Regions from separate parts of the Homo sapiens genome. Here region 1 is linked to region 2. The links are chromatin contacts, found by Hi-C or POLR2A ChIA-PET in ENCODE. All regions are on one chromosome and are shown on one strand. Each heading gives the region's core, a stretch centred on a gene start or an enhancer-like site at or near the end of the contact. The rest is flanking DNA. Distances are from core to core; before and after follow the strand shown.

Region 1 (2,700 bases), core at 29-2,528, 100 kb before region 2:
ACCTCTCTGTACATGCCACAGCCTGGGAACTGAACTCTGTCTGACTACAGGGCCTATGTTCTCACCTTGATATTTTGTTACGTCTTTGTCCCTAGGACTTCAATGTAGATGGGCAATAGGTCAAGAGACATAGACAGGAGGTACCAGAGGAGGGAGAAAGGGCAATAATAGCTTACTATATGCATCAGTTAGCTATTGTGCATAACAAACCACCCCAAAATGTAGTGGCTTAAAATAATATGCTTGTGTTTAGCTCTTGAGTCTGTGGGTTGATGTAGTGGTTCTTCTGGTCTAGAACAGCTTCACGTGTGCACCTGTGTTCAGCTATTGGTCATCTGTAGGTTGGCTGTGCTTTCTCACATATCTAGGGCCTCAGCTGGGACAATGAGGCTGATTCAGCTCTGCCTCACTTAGTCTCTTATCATCCAGCAGGCTAGCCTGGGCATAGTCCCAAGGCAGAGACAGAATTCCAAGAGAGAGCAGAGTGGGTAAAACCTCTCGGGGCATAGGCTCAGAACTGGCCCACCTGTCACTGCTGGCCAAAGGAGGGGGGCAAGGGTCAGGGGAGCAGGGGAGGCAATATTTCCTGCTGCCCAAAGGGGAAAAAAACTAATATTTCTGTTTAACATGTTTGCCTAATTAAAACATTTAATCCTAATAATACCTCCTTGAGATGGAAACTGCTAGTAGTCCCACTTTACAGATGGGGATATTGAGTTACAAAGGGACAAGGCAAATTTTCCCTAAGAAGCACTCTCTGTTAAGTGGCAGAAAGTTGAGATTACAACCCAGAAGTCACTCTCTTAGCCACTTGTGCATACAGTATTTGCAGCATGATGCTCCCCTGGGGAGGGGCAGAAACCAAGGCTGCTGAGGGAGATGGGGTAGGTTACACAGCACAGAATGCCTGCCTGTGCCACCCTGATAGGTGTCCAAATTGCCCAGCTTCTGTGACCTCCTTCTCCTGAGAAGGTGCCGAGGGAAGAAAGGGAAGGGGCCCTGGAGGATGGCATAGCCCAGCCCAGGCCACTGGCCCTTATATCACTGGAAATGCTTGTTTTGGTGCATTTAATTTTTTAAAAACGTCCCCTGGCTGGGACTTTCCATGTCTGGCTCAGTCAGAGAGCTGTTTGCCTGGGACGAGCTGGGAAGCCTTTGGACCTCGGAGTCCCCGATTGCCGCCTCAGCTCAGCATTGTCACAAAAATAGCCCTTCTTGGGGAAGGCAGGTACTTCCTCTGGCTGCGTTTCCCCTCTCAGCCCCGCCTGGCCCTCAGAAGAAAAGAGACACAGAAGCCACTGCACACAGGACTGGGACGTGGCTGGGGAGAGGGCTTTATGGGGACTCAACAGTAACAAAGGGAGGAAATGAATATGCAGTATTAGTAATTATACTGTACGCGTCCCAATTTGTATTTCAATATGTCATTTCCATAATAAAACTGCTGAAGCGAGTAACTAATGACACGGACTCATGTCAGGGAGTTAGGAGAGGAAAGGGGTGACAGGGGCTTTTTTTTTTCCTAATAACAAAATTGCCTTCAGTGAGAAACTCTTTCACGGCAGACTGGCTGTTCACAAGGCAGATGTATTTCAGGAGATGAAGCTGCAGCCCAAACCCTTTATGGAAAAGGAGTCAAGGTTGACCGGCCAACTGTTGGCGCTCCCTGGCTTCCACAACTGTGTGGAGTTATGCTCCGGGGCAGGGACACAGCCTACAGGACCTCGAGGCTGGATAAGAGCAAACTGAGATGTAATTTGAGCTTTGGAAAGCCCAAAAGCTAAAAGTATGAGCTGGCCAGTCTTATGAATTTGGCTGTCCCATTTAAGGTCCCGAACCTATTATATTTCTTTTTTTTTTTTTTTTTTTGTGAGACAGAGTTTTGCTCTTGTTGCCCAGGCTAGAGTGCAATGGCGCGATCTCGGCTCACTGCAAACTCCACCTCCCAGGTTCAAGGGATTCTCCTGCCTCAGCCTCCTGCGTAGCTGGGATTACAGGCATGCGCTACCATGCCTGGCTAATTTTGTATTTTTAGTAGAGACAGGCTTTCTCCATGTTGGTCAGGCTGTTCTCGAACTCTCGACCTCAGGTGATCCGCCCGCCTCGGCCTCCCAAAATGCTGGGATTACAGGCGTGAGCCACCGCGCCCGGCCCCGAACCTATTATATTTCTTTTTTTTTTTTTTTTAGACGGAGTCTCGCTCTGTCGTCCAGGCTGGACTGCAGTGGCGCCATCTCGGCTCACTGCAAGCTCCGCCTCACAGGTTCTTGCCATTCTTCTGCCTCAGCCTCCCGAGTAGCTGGGACTACAGGCGCCAGCCACCACGCCCGGCTAGTCTTTTGTATTATTTAGTAGAGACAGGTTCTCACTGTGTTAGCCAGGATGGTCTGGATCTCCTGACCTCGTGATCCGCCCGCCTCGGCCTCCCAAAGTGCTGGGGATTACAGGAGTGAGCCACCGCGCCCGGCCTGAACCTATTTTATATTTCTAAGAACCTCCATGCCTTTGCATTTGCTGTTCCTTCCGCTTGGAGTGCCCTTTCTCCTTTCTTTGCCTTTCTACTTGTTCATTTGTTTGAACTCAGCATTATGGTCACCTTCCTAGAAGCCAGCCCTGGCCACCGGTCCCCAGATTCGGATTCCCTATGTTGGAGAAATGTGCTCTGTGCAGGCCCTGGGCTGACGTCTGCAACACTAGCCG
Region 2 (2,700 bases), core at 131-2,630:
TAGGATGAAGTTAAATACTCAGAACTCTCTCATCACCATGATCATAGTTCTTTTAGGGCACAGGGAAGGTAAATCCATGAGGTTCTCTGCTAGCATTTCTAGGAGAAATTTCCCTCAACTTTCCCACAGGAAGGATAGATTAGAGAATGCAATGACTTTCAGTAAGTAATTTTTGTCACCTGTTGTCCTTGTGGATTGGAGGCAGGTAGTGAGAGAGACGAGAGAGGAAGAGAAAAAAGAAATAAAAATTAAGCTAACGAGCTAGCACACTTAGATAGGAAGCAGGGGATTATTTTATGGGTTATTTCTGTGGCTAGAATTGACCACAGGGCATATATTTTGTCTAACCCTACCCTAGCTGGTCACAGAATTTTGCTGTTTCTGTTGTATTGGAGTATAAGAAATCAACATTTTTATAAGTGAAAAGTGGTTGAATATCAGAAATTTCATGTGGTTCAAACTAATATATAACAACATGTAACACACTGTAGGATGGCTACAGTTGTAGAGAGGTAGGGTGTGTGTGTGTGTGTGTGTGTGTGTGCCCACACACGTGCAAGCAAGTAAAAGGTGGGAGGGGGGAAATAGAAACTTGTGAGCATATTATATTCCCTTGGGGTACCATAGCTGAAAACCTCTCCTCTCGCCTGTGGTTTTAGTTATTCAAGATCAAATACAATTGTCCTGGTATGTTTTCACACTTCCATATTAATACAGTTGAGACAGTTTATGGGGTGAGTTAAAAAATAAACCATCTTGACAGAGATTACCATTGGGGATAATAATCTAAAGTGAGTGTTGTCTAAAGAGTACAACAGAAATAGCAGAGACTGAAATGCGGCCACCCCTACATTCTTTGACAGTGGAGAATTAGGGGTGTGACATCTATCCTATAGGCTGAATAAATGCAAATTATTGTTTATCTTAAAATAGGTTTTATGATATTTCTAGTGAAATAACCAGACTGTGCTGATTTGACTTTTTGTCTTTCTTAGACGAGCTCATCTGCGCCTTTGTTTAGAACGCTTAAAAGTTCTGATTCCACTAGGACCAGACTGCACCCGGCACACAACACTTGGTTTGCTCAACAAAGCCAAAGCACACATCAAGGTGAGAATTTTTACTTTCAGATTTGCACAATTCCCTCAGTTCTGGTTTAATTATTGGCACTGATTCCTATTCATATACATCAGCTAGTTCACCATGCCCTCCTTAATAACTGACCTCAAGAGAAGTCTTTCTAAAAACTTACCAGCTAATCTGATGGGAACAACATAACCTGATTAAACTAAATTGTTTTGACAGCGTGGCCATTTGAAGAACTGAGAACACTAGGAAAATAACAATTACCCTCTTCATACTCGGAAGGCAGTTGTGCCCTCTGGTGGAGATGACTTCATTTGGCTGTGTCCTTCCGTATTTTTCCATCAAATACCATACTAGAGGAAGTTTCTCCGTGGAGATTACTTTACAGACTTTTAGAAGTCCATCTTGTTCAAGTAACATAGCATTCATTACATACACACAAAAGTAAAGACAAAACTATTTTTTATTTTTAAAAATATGTATTTATATGCATTCTCATTTTGGAGGCTTTAAAATGTATTTATATATTTTTATACACACTCACACATGTATATTCATTCATGTTTTCTCTGCTAAAGGAGGAATCAGTTTTATTGTTTGTACTGGACTATACACAAATGTAAAAATCATTTCATCATTTCAGAAACTTGAAGAAGCTGAAAGAAAAAGCCAGCACCAGCTCGAGAATTTGGAACGAGAACAGAGATTTTTAAAGTGGCGACTGGAACAGCTGCAGGGTCCTCAGGAGATGGAACGAATACGAATGGACAGCATTGGATCAACTATTTCTTCAGATCGTTCTGATTCAGAGCGAGGTAGGCAGCTTGCCTCTTCTCTAATGAAATACTAAACATCTCTGTATCTGGATTTAGGGAAGGTATGTTGGGAGGCACTGTATTTGCTTTCTTTCTAGCCAACAGAGTAACATTGTAGGTTTTATGCAATCATAATATTGTCTACAGCAGTGCCAGTGTGGACTATAAAACTTTTTGTTTTTTCCTTGAAAAAAAATATATTTATATATTTATATTATAAATTATATAATGTCCCTCAATTTAGGTTTGTCTGATGTTTTCAAATGATTAGATTGAGGGTATACAGTTGGGGTAAGGAATATCACAGAAATGATGTTGTGCCCGGTGGCTCATGCCTGTAATCCCAGCACTCTGGGAGGCCAAGGCGGGCAGATCACAAGGTCAGGAGATCGAGGCCATCCTGGCTAACATGGTAAAATCCTGTCTCTACTAAAAATACAAAAAATTAGACGGGCGTGGTGGCAGGCGCCTGTAGTCCTAGCTACTCGGGAGGCTGAGGCAGGAGAATGGCGTGAACCCGGGAGGCGGAGCTTGCAGTGAGCCGAGATCATGCCACTGCGCTCCAGCCTGGGCAACAGAGTGAGGTTCCGTCTCAAAAAAAAAAAAAAGAAAAGAAATGATGTTGTGCCTTTCTCAATCCATTGTGTCAGGAAGATACACGATGTCGAAGTTTTTACTACTGGTGATGTGAATTTTTATATGTAGATTTTAAAGTACAACACCCTTTATTTCTCTTTCCATCTATCCTAGAATATTTATCTTTGACAGAGTTAAAGAACAGAAGTCAACCAAAAAAGAA

What was found. A loop is a pair of places that touch in the nucleus more often than their neighbours do. ChIA-PET counts read pairs that join two places held with the same protein, here RNA polymerase II (POLR2A). Pooled maps may share reads with other maps.
Region 1: a pooled map shows a loop between it and region 2 (2.1-fold over the local background). The contact joins two enhancer-like sites. A Hi-C loop is called at or near these places in 2 of 50 pooled maps. POLR2A ChIA-PET finds 5 or more read pairs at or near these places in 4 of 52 experiments (CD4-positive, alpha-beta memory T cell, H1, activated CD4-positive, alpha-beta T cell and 1 more).

Annotation. Positions count from the first base shown.
Region 1 is chr10:110,175,173-110,177,872 of GRCh38, forward strand. No RefSeq gene overlaps it. Among named protein-coding and RNA genes, the nearest start is that of MXI1, 31 kb to the right of the region's middle. Within about 2 kb of position 1,279, at least 4 of the 41 ENCODE cell types and tissues checked have a DNase peak (open chromatin) inside an H3K27ac peak, as active enhancers do.
Region 2 is chr10:110,278,185-110,280,884 of GRCh38, forward strand. MXI1 (MAX interactor 1, dimerization protein) reads left to right here. Exons shown (of 6, transcript NM_130439.3): 4 at 996-1,110; 5 at 1,730-1,901. Among named protein-coding and RNA genes, the nearest start is that of SMNDC1, 25 kb to the right of the region's middle. Within about 2 kb of position 1,381, at least 4 of the 41 ENCODE cell types and tissues checked have a DNase peak (open chromatin) inside an H3K27ac peak, as active enhancers do.